Regions from separate parts of the Homo sapiens genome. Here region 1 is linked to region 2. A link is an interaction called in ENCODE POLR2A ChIA-PET data of the cell type or tissue named here. Cell type or tissue: CD4-positive, alpha-beta T cell. All regions are shown on one strand.

What was found. ChIA-PET counts read pairs that join two places held together with the same protein. Peaks named below come from ENCODE experiments on the same cell type or tissue, not always from the same donor. Only the 100,000 strongest peaks of a DNase experiment are listed, where the experiment ranks them.
Region 1: POLR2A ChIA-PET joins it to region 2 with 14 read pairs; 3 of 35 experiments call an interaction of 5 or more read pairs at or near these places.

Annotation. Positions count from the first base shown.
Region 1 is chr3:71,478,792-71,486,791 of GRCh38, forward strand. All of the region lies in intron 3 of FOXP1 (forkhead box P1), which reads right to left. Among named protein-coding and RNA genes, the nearest start is that of MIR1284, 59 kb to the right of the region's middle. In CD4-positive, alpha-beta T cell, no CTCF peak of the experiment used is centred here; a DNase peak (open chromatin) is centred at 10; H3K4me3 peaks cover 1,888 bases; H3K27ac peaks cover 2,266 bases.
Region 2 is chr3:71,334,653-71,342,652 of GRCh38, forward strand. The region is part of intron 4 of FOXP1 (forkhead box P1); the gene reads right to left. LOC124906248 (a long non-coding RNA gene) reads left to right here and starts at 3,278. Exons shown (of 4, transcript XR_007095957.1): 1 at 3,278-3,367. In CD4-positive, alpha-beta T cell, no CTCF peak of the experiment used is centred here; no DNase peak of the experiment used is centred here.

The DNA of each region.
Region 1 (8,000 bases), 140 kb after region 2:
GGCTGTTGCCATGGTGAGGCACCATGTTCAGGAAATGTGTTAAGTCTCATAGAAGGCACCCAGCCATCCCTCAAGATACCCATGCCCAGTAACATTGTGATTGGCTTCCTCTCTGAGAATCTTGTTGAAAGGAGGGGGGGAGGGAAAGTCACTTGGAGAAAGCTGAAAGAAAATGAAGTACACCATCCCCAGTGTTGTGTGTGTGGGCTCTGGCACATTGAGAATAGCAGTATCTTTAACTCAAAATTAGCTTGAATAGTTTCAATGGAATAAAAGCAGACTATCCCAAAAGGGGGAGGGGGTAACTTTTACGTCACTTGCACAATTTATATGCATTAAAACAAAGGATAGGGCTGGGCGTGGTGGTCACACCTGTAATCCCAGCACTCTGGGACTGGGGAGTTACCACCTTTACTTCTACACAGTTACCTGGCTTAAAATGAAGAAAAGCCTATTCCAGCATACTAAAGTTTCAAGAGACAATTTATAATTCTTTATGTGCCAGCTTCTCAGATTTAGAATTTAGGAAGTAGGTTAAGAACAGTCACTGTTTCGTTTCCAAATGATGGAGATAGGTTTGTCAAAAAGAAGTACCCTTAAGTGAATTATATCTAAATGTGGACACATCAATAAAATATATCTCTATGACTATTGGGGCAGGTGGATCACCTGAGGTCAGGAGTTCAAGACCATCCTGACCAACATGTTGAAACTCCGTCTCTACTAAAAATACAAAAATTAGCCAGGCGTGGTGGCGGACGCCTGTAATCCCAGCTACTCAGGAGGCTGAGGCAGGAGAATCACTTGAACCCAGGAGGTGGAGGCTGCAATGAGCTGAGATCACACCATTGTGCTCCAGCCTCGGAAACAAGAGCAAAACATCATCTCAAAAAAAAAAAAAAGAAAAGAAAAGAAAAGAAAAAAAAAGATAAAGCAAAAGACCATAAACTACATCATTTCTTGGGTAGACAGAACAGAAAAATTATAAGGATTAAGGACACATGAACAACTAATCTTGGTTATGTTTACCAAAAAATCCTCCTCTTGAGCTTTTCTAACCGAAGTCTCCAACTTTACCCTACCACTGCTTTCATCATCTGGAAATAGAAATAAAAACAGAAACAGGCTGGGTACGGTGGCTCACGCCTGTAATCCCAGCACTTTGGGAGGATTAGGCAGGCAGATCACGAGGTCAGGAGTTCGACACCAGCCTGACCAACATGGGGAAACCCTGTCTCTACTAAAAATACAAAAATTAGCTGGGCGTGGTGCCACGCACCTGTAATCCCAGCTACTCAGGAGGCTAACGCAGAAGAATTGGTTGACCCCGGGAGGCAGAGTAAGAGAAGATCGCGCCACTGCACTCTAGCCTGGGTGACAAAGCAAGACTCTGTCTCAAGAAAACAAACAAACAAACAAACAAAAAACCCCAAAACTAAACAGGAACAGACTCGTGATCATGAAGCTTAAATGATCTACTGCAACCAAAGGACTGAGCCGAGTGTCTGGCACACAGTATGCTGCTACTGCAGGTACTAGAACTGGAATTACCACCTTTACTTCTACACAGTTACCTGGCTTGAAATGAAGAAAAGCCTATTCCAGCATACTAAAGTTTCAAGAGACAATTTATAATTCTTTATGTGCCAGCTTCTCAGATTTCGAATTTAGGAAGTAGGTTAAGAACAGTCACAATGTTTCGTTCCCAAATGATGGAGATAGTTTTGTCAAAAAGAAGTGCCCTTAAGTGAATTATATCTAAATGTGGACACATCAATAAAACATATCTCTATGACTATTGGTGCTGTGGGAAACAATGCACATGGTCACAGGGCACTCAAAATTGAAGCAAAAGACGAACAGCTGAAGGAGCAAGAGATTTTTAGCCTGGAGTGGGCTCAAGAAGATCTGCTAACTCTCCTCAAATCTTTCATAGCTTGTCAAGTAGAAGAGATGGGTTTTCTAGAATCCCAAGGTACCAAACCAGAGTGGGAAGCCCATGCATGGTAGATTTGAGTCCAGTGTAAGAAAGAACTTCCTAGCCCTAACAGCTGGCCACACATATATCGGTCTTTCCCAAGGATAGAAATTCACCATCTCTCAGGTTGTTCAAATGCAGTGTGGATGTTCATGTAGTGGTAATTAGGCCTCAAACACTGAGGCACAAGGTATAAGGAAGGGCAGGCAATATCCTTCATTCTTTTTTTGAGCACAGAATGTCTGTCTTTGAATGTGCATGACATATATCACTACAATACATTGATAGATACACATACATATATATACAAAAAAGTTCACATCCTAGAGAAATGAGGGCAACTTTGCTGTAATGATCACAAACCAAATATTTTGCTTAGGACAAACTTTGGGGCTAACAGCTGGCTGTAATTTACAAAAATTTACCATGTGCTAACTCTTTTCTAATGCTTTATGTGTGTTAACTCATTTAAATCCCACGATCACCTATGAGTTAGGTACTATTATTTTAAAGGTGAGGAAACTGAGGCACAGAGAGATATGACCTACCCAAGATTATACTGTTGGTAGGTGGCAGAACCAGGATTAAAGCCCAAATTGTCTGGCCAACATCCTGTATGCTTATTACCACATGTAGATGTTCACTACATATCAAAGGTTCTACATCTTAACTTGGATCCTGGAATGCATTTATTTTTCACTTAACAAAAAAGATAATTTACAAAGCTTTCAGCACAAGCCTATCTTTGTTGTCTCCTCTCTCCCACTTCCTACCTTTTTTATTACAAAGGACATTTATGTGAAATCATGATATTTGCATCTTAGTCAGTCGTCTTTTCTGAATGTTTATTCCCCAACCCCAAAAACAATACTTTGGTTCATAAATTCTGACTTGGTGACAATCAGAAACTTTTTCTCTTTCATATTCAAGTCAGTTTTATCATGATACTTGATAAAGAAATATTCCTCTAGATTATTCTTACCTTTCTTGAGAAACACCCATTTCATTTCTACTTCTTGGTGGGGCTTCCACCATCCCTTACTCTAAAGGCGCCTTGAGAATAATGCCCACAAACCTTCTTCGCACACCTTTTCTCACTCGATGCTATTTTCTACCTAGGCCTCCGTTTTATGAAAACGCCCCACTCCACAAATTCACTCTTCCCCATGTTTCCCCTGCCCTGACTTCCTCCACCTGTTTACGACACAAAAGATTTAAATCTCCAGCAAAGAGAGGAGGGAGGATTTGCAGCATCTTCTCTCCAGAGTGTTCACATGCACATCTGATCACTCTTGTCCTCCAGAGATTTCTTCAGACGCAATCAGCTGACACGCACATGTCGCCTGCTGTCTTCCCTCATGATAAATTAAGGAACATTTAGAAGAAAAGTTCCTACTTCTAATCCTTCAATACCACCTCTAAGGGCTTTGCTGCACCCAGGTACCACTTGCACAGTAATCTTTATAGTTTTCCTTAAGCTTCTCACATTTTTATTAATGTCATAATTAGCAATATCATCTGAGAAGCCAGACTTGAAGTGCTAAGTTTATTTTTTGCTACAAATTAATATATAACACTATTAAAAATAATACATAACCTTTTTTTTTTTTTTTTTTTGAGACGGAGTCTTGCTCAGTCGCCCAGGCTGGAGTACAATGGTGAGGTCTCAGCTCACTGCAACCTCGGCCTCCTGGGTTCAAGCAATTCTCCGGCCTCAGCAGTAACAGGGATTACAGTTAGGGTAACTGGGATTACCAAGTAACTGGGATTACAGCTGTGCGCCACCATGCCCAGCTGATTTTTTATTTTTAGTAGAGACGGGGTTTCACCATGTTGACCAGGCTGGTCTGGAACTCCTGACCTCAGGTGATCCAACCACCTTGGCCTACCAAAGTGCTGGGATTACAGGCGTCTGCCACCACACCTGGCCTAATAATACATAACTTTAAAATTTTTTTTTAAATTTTCTGTCTTGCAGAAAATTCACCTTAAATTCCTCCACTAGTGAGATATACAACACATTTTAATAACACTGGTTAGGAAGAGACTATAGTTCTTATGTCACTTTTTTTTTTTTTTAGACCAACGTCTGGCTCTGTCACCCAGGCTTGATGCAGTGTAGTGGCATGATCTCAGCTCATGGCAACCTCCACCTCCAGGATTCAAACTATCCCCCCCACCTCAGCCTCCCATGTAGCTGGGACTACAGGTGCAAGCTACCACATCCGGCTAATTTTTTTTCTTATTTTTTGTAGAGATGGGGTCTCACTATGTTGCCCAGGCTGATCTCGAACTCCTGAGCTCAAGCAATCCACCCATCTGGTCTCCCAAAGTGCTGGGATTACAGGTGTGAGCCACCACGCCCAGCCTTACGTCACTTTTCAAAGTCTACTTTTCTTCTTTGACTTGTCTTCCCTTTTCATTTCACTCTTCACCTTGAACCTCATTTTTACATCTAGATATATTTTTGTCTTTTATTAAGTAAAGGAAGGACCTCACTAAATTGTACTCTAAATCAATAATTATGCAGAACAGCCTGTCTCAAGATAAGCATTAAATAAAAACTGATGACATTATTATTTCATCAGAAACCGAAGAGCAAGTGAGCGAGCAGAAACACCAGAGAGCGGGAACAAAGGGCCGGTCCTCGCCACTACTTCCCAATCTTCTTCCAGACTGGGGCTTGGCAAACTATAGGCGCGTGGGCCACATCCAACCTGCCACCAGTGAGCTAGTTTTTACTCTTAAAGGGCTGGGGGAAAATGAAAATCCTACTACTACTTAGTGACACATGAAAATCATGTGAAATTCTAATTTCGGCGTCTGTAAATAAATTGTACTGGAACACAGCCACACCCCTTCATTTACATACCATCCATGGCTGCTTAGAGGGGACAAAGGTAAATAGTTGTAACAGACCAGGTGGCTTGCAAAGCCTAAAATGTTTACTATCTGGCTCTTTACAGAAAAGATTCGCTGATCCCTGTTACAGGCAGAAATTAGACTGAGCCTCCCACCATCACACACATACACGAACTTTTTTTTAATTACAAAAGTTTTCCTAAAAACACAGTAGTAAAAAAAAATAAAAATAAATAAAAATTTGAAAAAAGAACAGAAGGAACCTACCTCCATATTAGGACCACCATTAAAAGCTCATTTTTTTGTAACCGGGGCAACGACTAGAAGCACAGACACCCACCTATTGGCCTCATTATCCACCAGCTCGAATTTTGGTTCCCCTAATTTCTCATGCAATTCTGCAGAATATTAACCATCCTAAGAGTAAACTACCCTGATACCTTTTTAAAGCAGCAACATTATTAACAATTAAAAAGCTGCCACCACACATACACAATAACTTTCTTATATTTTAATATGCATATCCATAGTCTGATTATAACAGCGTGGAGAGATTGACAGGAAATGACTGAGTGTAATGGCTCCAAAGGAGACAGTACATTGATCAGTAAATAATACACGTCCCTTGAAACTGTCTAACTGCATATTTACACTTGTCAACTCTCATACACTTTGATGACAGAATTCTTTTTCAAACATCTAAGTAAAAACTCTAATACTTATTTTTAAAATGCTTTTAATAATCACAAAAAGCATACTTCAAGGATATGTAAGGTTTAAATTTCACCCACCAAATAGTGCCACCTGGAGCATTCATTGCTACATCCTCAATATTCTTGGTTTTATCAGGAAATTGGCAAAGTCTCAAAAAGGTTCAAATACAGTTACAAGCAGCATATATCTAACATTTGCAAGGTGTCAAGCACTGTATTAAGGACTTTTCACAGCCAATAGTGTGGATGACACCACTGTCCCCATTTGGCAGAAGAGAAAACTGAGGCTTGGAAGGAGTTGTGACATGGTCGGGGTTACGGTATTATTGAGTCCTGGGGCCAGGACCTGAGGCTATCCACTCAACTTCAGAGACCACACTCTCCCTAACCAGTCTAAGGGCCTGTGTCTCAGTGTGGGCCCGAAAGTCTGTATTTAATGCGCTTCCCAGGCAGTGCTGAGATGACACTTTGAAAAACACAAAACGTGGAGGTAAAGAAGAAAATCTGATGGGCCCTAAATTCAGGTCTCCTCTACAGCCCTCCAAACACTGCCCGTAGGAAGATTACAGATAAAAATCTATAACACACGTATTATAGCCCTTGGCATGTCATACATACTCAACTATGACAACTGCCATCATTTTATAAGTTACTTGGGGACTGCTGGTATGTCAGGTTAAAGACATTGTATCTGTATTGTCCAGTAAATTACTCCTGGACAAAATGGGCTGATGAGGTCAGCATCTCCTTGCCCTAAGACCCCATATCAATTAAATTATACTGGCAGCTGAGGGCCAGCAGGTGTTGGGTAGAGGACAGGGGTGCAGAGGCCTGGTTCTATCCTGCCTGTGATTGGTTTATCAACGACTAGATTAGACAGTGAGCTAGATAAGCCTCTCATCTCCCCAATATCCCTTTTATACAATAAAAGTGGTCAAAAATATTTAAAAGTAGAGAAAATAGTAAACCCCCTTATATCCATCACCTAGATTCTAGATTTATCAAGCTTCTGCCCCAACATTTTTTCTTATTTTCTGAAGATTCATAAAGGAACTTGCAACTGACATGTCATTTCACTCTTAGATAATTCAATATGCAACTTTTTAAAACAGGGAGAAAAAAGTTCCCTGAATAATAACTGAGGCTGGAAGCGATGGCTCACGCCTGTAATCCCAGCACTTTGGGAGGCCAAGGCGGGCAGATCACCTGAGGTCAGGAGTTCAAGACCAGCCTGGCCAACATGGTGAAACCCCATCTCTACTAAAAATACAAAAATTAGCCAGGTGTGATGGCGTGTACCTTTAATCCCAGCTACTAGGGAGGCTGAGGCAGGAGAATCGCTTGAACCTGGGAGGCAGAGGTTGCAGTGAGCCAAGATCATACCACATACCACTCCACTCCAGCTTAGACAACAAAGAGACTCCATCAAAAAAAAAAAAAAAAGAACCACAGAAATAATGCAGTGTTGAATCCAGTGGCATGACTCTGGGGAGATTTTTTTCAACTGAGGAAAAAGCCAGGAGGTGAGGAATATTTTGGAGAAAATTTTTGGAGGAAGCCATTCCCTTTTACATTGCTGCCTCTATAAAAATCTTGCAGATGAAGCTGCTGTTTTAAATAAGTCAGATTCCACCTCTTTCACAAAGACAAGTATAAACTACAAAATCTTCTCTGCCTAAATCAAAAAGACCTTAAAGAACCACGGAATCTATTCAAAGATGAGGAAGTAGCATGTCCTCATGGTTAAGACAAAGGTTTTGAAATTGGCCCAACTTGGAATAAAACCCACTTCTCACTCTTGCTATGCAATTCTGAGCAGGTGACTTATGCACTAACCTTCTCTCTTCTCAACATTAAAACCAGAATAATACCTAGAACACAGAGATGTTGTTAAGGTTCAATAAGATAAGCAAGGTGATACTTGAACCAACATAGGAAAAGTAAGTGCCTGATGAATAGCTCTCTAATTATTTGTTATAAATATTACTAAAATCTGATCGAATACAGAAGGAATAAAAAGATTTTATCTCATGAGCCTATTCCAATCCATTGGATGGTGCTACATAGAATATCTGTAGGGAAAAATCCAAAAGCCACCATCAGAACAGGCCTGCTGTTTCGGGGGCCTGCTGATTTTGTCACCCTTAATCAAAGTCAACCGTATCATCCTATTATTACGGGCCAAGAGGGTAACAATTCACGTGTTCACCACAGTCACTCTTCCGCACTCTGCTTTTCATGACCAAAAGAAATAATAATATGCAACATATTGAAATAAAATTAAAATGTACATTAGCTAAATGATAGCTTATATGTACTAATTGCTTACTTTTCTTGAAGACAGAATAAAATGACGGCAATTCTCAACAGGCAGCTCAGCAGCCTGCATATAAACTGAATGGAAATTTCCTTCTCTTTGCTTCTGTGCATTACTTGAACCAACTTAA
Region 2 (8,000 bases):
GATATGCAAAGAAAAAATGTGAGGCAACATTTTTAATTCAGTAAAGATTGTGGTTTAAGTATAAAGAACACAGCAAACTGTTACGAAAATTCAAGAATTCAGGGAATACAGTACCCATGAGCCTTTTCCAAAAAATCTAACAGAAATGAAGTTTAGACAAAATGACTACAGACATTGACATAAGGACTGAAGAACTGGTACTGAGCACTGAACATACCTGTATTACTAAAAAGTACAATAGGGTTAGAGTTAAAAGGGGGAGAGTATCATATAAATGGCTAAATGTCCTGAAAATGCAAATCTAATACAACTATCAAAAAATAATGCAAAGAGTGAGTGGCTCACACTTGTAATCCTAGCACTTTGGGCAGCCAAGGTGGGAGGATCACTTGGGGCCAGGAGTTCAAGATCAGCCTGGGAAACCTAGTGAGACCCCACCTCTACAAAAAAATTAAATTAAATTAAATTAAAAATTAAAAATCATTAGCCAGGCATGGTGGCACATACCTGTAGTCCCAGCTACAACAGAGGCTGAGGTGGGAGGATCACTTGAGCCCAGGAGTTCGAAATTACAGTGAGCTATAATCGTGCCACGGCGCTCCAGCCTGGGCAACACAGCAATATCCTGTCTTCAAAAAAAAAAACATAATAATGGAGTTAGACTAGGGATAGCATATGTAATAAAATGTTTACTCTTCTTGCTAATCATAACTGGTAGTGGAAGTATTTAGTATTGTTATTCTAAGACTGTTGTGTGTAAGGTAGAGAAATAAGCAGATGGGCAATTATGGGATATTCTAATGCTACCATCCCCTTTGTTCTCGAGAACCAAAACTGTCAGCATGGAAGAAAGGAGATAAAGATGTAATAAATAGGAGGTTAAATAAAAGCCCTGTAATCCTGATTATGAAATGGAAATATCAGGATGAACTCATGAGGCCTGGACACACTCACAACAAGGAGCACTGTTAGCGCTAAGATAATTGTCTTGAAACACAAATTCCCACTAAAAGAAATGGGTTTCTAGATAAATGGTTGATTTCAATTCTCAGGTAAGAAATGTACAAGGTGGCCAGGCGTGGTGGCTCACGCTTATAATCTTAGCACTTTGGGAGGCCGAGGCAGGTGGATCACCTGAGTTCAGGAGTTTGAGACCAGCTTGGCCAACGTGGTGAAACCCCGTCTCTACAAATAATACAAAAATTAGCTGGACTTGTTGGCGTGCACCTGTAATTCCAGCTACTCAGGAGGCTAAGGTAGGAGACTCAGGCGGGGGTGGAGGCGGAGGCGGAGGTTGCAGTGGACCAAGATCGTGCCATTGCACTCCAGCCTGGGCAATAACAGCGAAACTCCATCTCAAAAAAAAAAAAAAAAAAAAAAAAAAAAAAAAAGGTACAAGGTGAGTCTGAAACATTCTGTCATAGCAGGGAGCAAAGAAGCTATGAAAGACCGTAGGGTCATATCAGAAGGACAGAGGAGCGAATGCAAAGAAGTTACACTCATGAAAGACAGACAATTTGATCTTCAATAAAAGTTTAAAAAATGCAATAAATTGAAATCTACTAACATGTTTAAATTTATAGTTTATAAAAACATAAAAAATTTTTAGTTTATTTTATTTTTATTTTACTGTAAGTTCTGGGATACATGTGCAGAATGTGCAGGTTACACAGGTATACGTGTGCCATGGTGGTTTGCTGCACCTATCAACCAGACATCTAGATTTTAAGCCCCACATGCATTAGGTATTTGTCCTAATGCTCTCCCTCCCCTTGCCCTCCACCCCCCGATAGGCCCCAGTGTGTGAGGTTCCCCTCCCTGTGTCCATGTGTTCGATAAAAACATGAAAATTTAATGGTTACTTTCAGAAAAGGAGAGCGAGTCAACTCATTATTTTGAAACTTAGTAAATAGAGGGAAAGAATTCGACATTTATCCTGTATTACCTAAATGAACAGTACCACTGGGTAACTAAAGAGTAGATGAAGAATAAAATTACAAAAGCATCCCAGCTAGTAAGTAGAATTAGAATATCACCGTGTTGCATCTCCCAGTGAATTAATGGATCTAGGCAGTAAGGATTAATGACCGTCAATATCACAAAAAGGAAGACAATAAGATATTATATCCCTCACAAATGAAAGAACACAACACCACCTAGAGTTGTGCTGAAGGGATCAAACATGAGCCTCTGGATCCAGCTTGCCAATGTGCAGGAGATAGAGAAGGCAGAGGGACATGTTGAACTGAGGATGCAATCAGCAACTTCCAGGCTCTGGGGAACCCTACAGCTCAGGGGGCCAGGGATCTCTGAAAGGTGGTAAAGTACAAAGAAAAGAAAGGCATAGACAGGAAATCTTCAGATTAAGAAACTTAAAAGACATATCAAACATTTAAAAAGTGGACAATATTAAACTGTGGTGTCTAAGGATGCACATGTAGGTGATCAAATAATTAACAAATGGAAATGATTATGATAAAAGTAAAAACATGAGTTGTTTTTGGAAAGGGCTGTGAGTGGAACAGGACACAGGAGAAACTTCAAGGTGGCTAAGTTCAATTTCTTGATTTGGGTGGCAAGGTTCCCTGCCTTAAAACAATTTTTATGTAAATATATACAAATACATATATATGAATGCAACTTAATACAGTAGCCACATATGGCTATTAAAACGGAAATTTAAAATTAGGTAAAATTTAGTCCCTCAGTTATACTAGCCACATCTGCAGTGCTCAGTAGACAATGGCTACCTTTTATACAGTATGGAAATAGGACATCTGGTTCAGAACTGATCTGTGCGCGAGCATGTGTATAGTTGGGAGTGGGTGGGTAGTTTTCTATAACTGTTCTACTTTATAAAAATATTGAAAGTGCAGGCCCCCAAATACATTACATAGCTATACATATATTATCTCAAATATAGAAATATTGGCTATTCTTTGAAGTAATAACAAAGGGCATATACCTTCCAGAAGATTGATCAATGATATGAAACCATTTTATGCCATGACACAGCAGGGACCCCAATCAGTCCAATGGATCTGACTTCCAGTTGCTGGTACATGGTAGCAAAAACTTTCATCTCAAGGATAATGTAGCTGTGATCAGAAAAGGTTAATAAGCTCTTCTCCATTATGGATTGATAACTAATCATTTCAATTATCATTAAACATTTATTAGACATTGGGAACAGAGAAGGCTATGGCAGAGTGGAGCAGCAGCATCCATGCCAGACAGACACTCCAAACAAGGGACTCAAGATATGTACCTCCGTTATACACAAGGAGGACGAGGAAGCGCTCGTTTCACAGGGCTGGACATCCTTAGGTCACAGTCATCATACCTCTGTACTGCTGCTGAGCTCATAGTAAGTATTAAGGAGGAATTTCCTCTGAAGAGATTCGAAAGAGGTGTACGAAAGGAAAAAATGAAAGCATGGCTTATGCTCTCATAAAATGTTTCTAAGCAGGATAAATGACATAAGAGAAATGGGAGGCTATATGTTCACACAGATCAAAGTGAGATCTGCAAAAACATGTGTTACATAAAGAGCAGAGGGCCTAAAAAGAAATTACTTAGAGGTCAAAACAAAGAATCTCAGAGAACAAATAGGTACAAAGGCAGGGGTGTCCACTAATCCTCTTCGGTTATTAGCAGGACAAGGGTCAGTGTTATAGAAAGTGGATAATTATGAGGGACGGATTTGAATAACCTAAAGAAAAAGGATGGAGAAACAAAACATCTTAACTACAAAATGCCTTTCCAACCCGAGTCTTTAATTATCCCAGGAGAGTATAAATTTTTTCTTTGAGACGGAGTCTCACTCTGTCACCCAGGCAATCTCGGCTCACTGCAAGCTCCATCTCCCAGGTCCATGCCATTCTCCTGCCCCAGCCTCCCAAGTAGCTGGGACTACAGGGGCCCGCCACCATGCCCAGCTAATTTTTTTGTATTTTTCGTAGAGGCGGGGTTTCACCCTATTAAGCCAGGATGGTCTCGAACTCCTGAACCCGCCTCGGCCTCCCAAAGTGCTGGGATTACAGGCATGAGACACTATGCCTGGCCAATATTTTTCTTTAAAATAATATAATGGATATAAAAACATAATGAGAAAAAAAATAGGACTACAGAACTTGCGATCCAGTGCAATAAAGAAGACACTAACAAAGGTGCATTAATGGTTAAAAGGTGTGGAAAAGCAGTAACTAAATTATACTTTGGTAATTGTGCAAGGTACCACACGCTAAGAAACACACTAGCTTTGAGTCAAGATAAAAGATGCCTATCTAGCAAAGAACACTAGGATGGTTTAAGGGGAAAAAGAAGAAAAAGAAAACCACTAACAGGGTCTAATTTCTCCCCCTATTCCATATCTGAGCCTTCTGATCTCAGAAAGTCCATCATATGTTTACTAGTGTCTGGATATGATCCAAATATTCTCTTCAGCTCTCTTTTACATTTTATTCTATCGAGAAAGATTTGGCAAATGAAATCTATTATGATGTCAAAAGGTAGCTGACAACATAAAATGTATCCTGCTGAGTTGATGCCGCACACGGCTAAATTTACAACAACACAAGTATCATAAAAATTATAAGAACTGCAAATTAACCACTGATTTCTAGTTCACTGACATAAATAATGGTAAGGACCTGGATAACTTCCAAACATCTTTACCACTGTTTAATTTGTCAAAATCTATCAAGAGCATTTCAACCACAAACCTGTCCTCTAAGGTACATTATCATTCCCACACTCAGATTAGCATTGGTGGCAACGAAGGAAGACTGTATAATTACTAGGGCTCCTGGAGGAGTCTCCTCTCCTTGTTGTAACTCTTCAGCGTATCAGTGTCTCACTCTTTCTTAAATACCATTCTTACTCTCAATTAGTTATTTAAGATCATTAAAAAATTGGGCTCTAATTTTGTAAGAGATGTCTCTCTGCTTTCAAAATTAGTCCCTCATTACAGCGTTAAGGTTCCTACTGGGCTCAAATTAGCAAGATTTTCTGTTTACTTCATATTTGTGAACCAGGAATGCTGGTAGCAGTATGGTACAAGAATAGTTAGCTGACGGCTGTTGGGAAACCCAGCAGGTAGGGAGGTAGCACATTGAAACAAAATGACAAAGACGATAATTCCTCTCTGAGAGAAAGTTAAGATACAGAATCACATGGCTTCTTCCACTAGCAATCCAATCTATGGACCATTCACATAAATGACAAGAAAAGAAAATGGCTTTAACATACATGTAAAATCTCTTCTGAAAAACCATGTTTCATTCATAGTGAATATACAGTCGTGGCTAAACTATTTTATTGCTCATAAACACCAAAAGATGTTTAACAATAATAAAAAGGCTGAAGAATTATTTCATGTCAAAGTAAATACCCTTTTAAACATCTTTAAGTGAGGAAGTATCTTTTGATGCATATGTGTATGTACCTGTGTGTGTGCATGGGTGCTTGCGTAGATAACCCCCTGCCCCCCTATTTTCCCACTGACATATGTCTAGAACAAATTTACAATACTGCTGAAAAGGAACAAATTAAGTGTTTGGCCATAGCACTGTTAGCAAAAATAATCAATCAGTAGCATCAGTGTCTAAGTAGAAACTATATATGTATTTGTGCAGAAACTAGACAGTTATAACTCTTTGATTTGTCCTAATACATTGAGTGTATGGAGATGTTTGACAGATACTAAGTAAATCTAGCATACACTACTTGTGCCCAAATTGGTTTATTTCACATTTCTGTATTTTGGGGGGAAAAGCAATTTCTGTATGACAGATGCACCTGGAGTTTGCCACGTGGCCTCCACACAGAAAGGGCTGTAGAGTCAGAGATTTAGCAACAAGAAAATTGCATTTTATTCTTATTTCTTAAAAAAAATAAAAAGCATATTTTTTCCCATGGAACATGTTTGTATTGAGTTAGTCCATGTCTACACAGAGTAAGTGAATAGTGGAGACGAAACAATGATCTGGGTAAATCAAAGCTCCCAGTCATCTGCTACTGAAGTTAATGTTGGTTTGGCCTCAATTGGACCCTACCAGCTGCCCACAATAAAAAAAATTAATATATTGATTAAATAAAGCCACCAATCCCTCATCTCTCTTTACCTGTGTAAATATGGCCTAAATGTCTCCATCAATGTCAGGGAGCCACTATAAAACTAAACTTTTTCAGAGAGTGTTTTAATTCTTAAACACTAAAGCTGAATGAAGTTCTGAGAGTGGGTAACATAAGAAGAGTTTTCTTTTGCTTGCTTTGAGAAAATCTTCACCTAAAAACAGAACCCCAAAATATATGAAGCAAAACTGACAGAGCTGACAGGAGAAATAGACAACTCCAGAATAATAGCTGGAGACTTCAATACTCCACCTACCAATCCTGGACAGAATGAGGCAGAAGATCAGCAAGGAAATAGAAGGCATGAACAACACTAGGAACCAACCAGGCCTAGGAACCAACCAACCAGACATCCATCCATAGCAACTTCCACCTAATGACAACAGAATATACACTCTTCTCAAGGACACTCTCCAGGATATACCATATTCTGAACCATAAAACATGGCTCAGTAAATTTAAAAGTATGTTATCCAATTACAAAGAAATGAAATTAGAAATCAGTAACAAAAAAATGTGGGAAATCCATAAACAAGTGGAGATTAAACTATACACTCCTATATAACCAACGAATTAAAGGAGATTAGAAAATACTTTGAGATGAATGAAAATGAAGACATACTAAAACTTATGAGGTACAGATAAAGCAGTACTCAGAGGGAAATTTATAGCTGTAAATACCTATATTTAAAAAGAAGAGGCAAGGCGTGGTGGCTAATGCCTGTAATCCTAGCACTTTGGGAGGCAGAGGCGGGTGGATCACCTGAGGTCAGGAGTTCGACCAGCCTGTAATCCCAGCTACTCGGGAGGCTGAAGCAGGAGAATCACTTGAACCCAGTAGGCGGAGGTTGCTGTGAGCTAAGATTGTGCCACTGCACTCCAGCCTGGGCAACAGAGTGAGACTCCGTCTCAAAAGAAAAAGAAAAACAAAGAAGAAAGATTTGAAATAAAATATTACTAGGATTTAATCAACTGGTTAACAGATCCACCAACATATCCTAGAGCTTGACTCTCCAGTCGTAAGACTGAACGACTTCTACAGCAATCATTTTCACTCAGTAAAGACAAAGGTTTGAAGTTGTATTATCTGGAATGTTTCAAAGTTATTTATCCATGGAAGCTTGTGGTAGAACATGCATGAGTCGCTTCTCAATGATTTCCTAAGTGAGGAAACTGAGATCACATAACAAGTTAGCCAAAAATACAGCTTTAAAACACAGGCTTCTGAATTTGAATCTTATGTTTTTTTCTGCTACATAACTAGTCTTATGAATTTAACTTTTTTGCCGCTTATCAGATTTACATGCTGCAAGCTACTAAATCTTTGGGTTACTACTGCCATTCTCTTTTCTAGATGTCCACATGAGGTTCCATGTACACATCAGGAATTAATTACAATCTATTTTACAAATCATTTCATAAATCAAGGATGAATCTTTATTCCTGAAATCACAAGGGACTTATAGGAAACCATGTGATGTGGTCTGAGAGACCTGAAAACTCAAACCCTATAAAGATAGTGGAACAGAGACCATATTATTCCTAGTCAAATGATCTAAGAAGGCAAAGCAGTGAAAAATCTGGATTATAAAAGCAAACAGGCCGCACATAGTGGCTCACACCTGTAATCCCAGCACTTTGAGAGATCGAGGCAGGTGGATCACCTGAGGTCAGGAGTTCGAGAACAGCCTGATCAGGAGTTCGAGACCAGCCTGACCAACAAGGTGAAACCCCATCTCTACTAAAAATACAAAAATTAGCCGGTCGTGGTGGCAGACTCCTGTAGTTCCAGCTACTTAGGAGGCTGAGACAGGAGAACTGCTTAAACCGGGGAGGTGGAGGCTGCAGTGAGCCGAGATCACGCC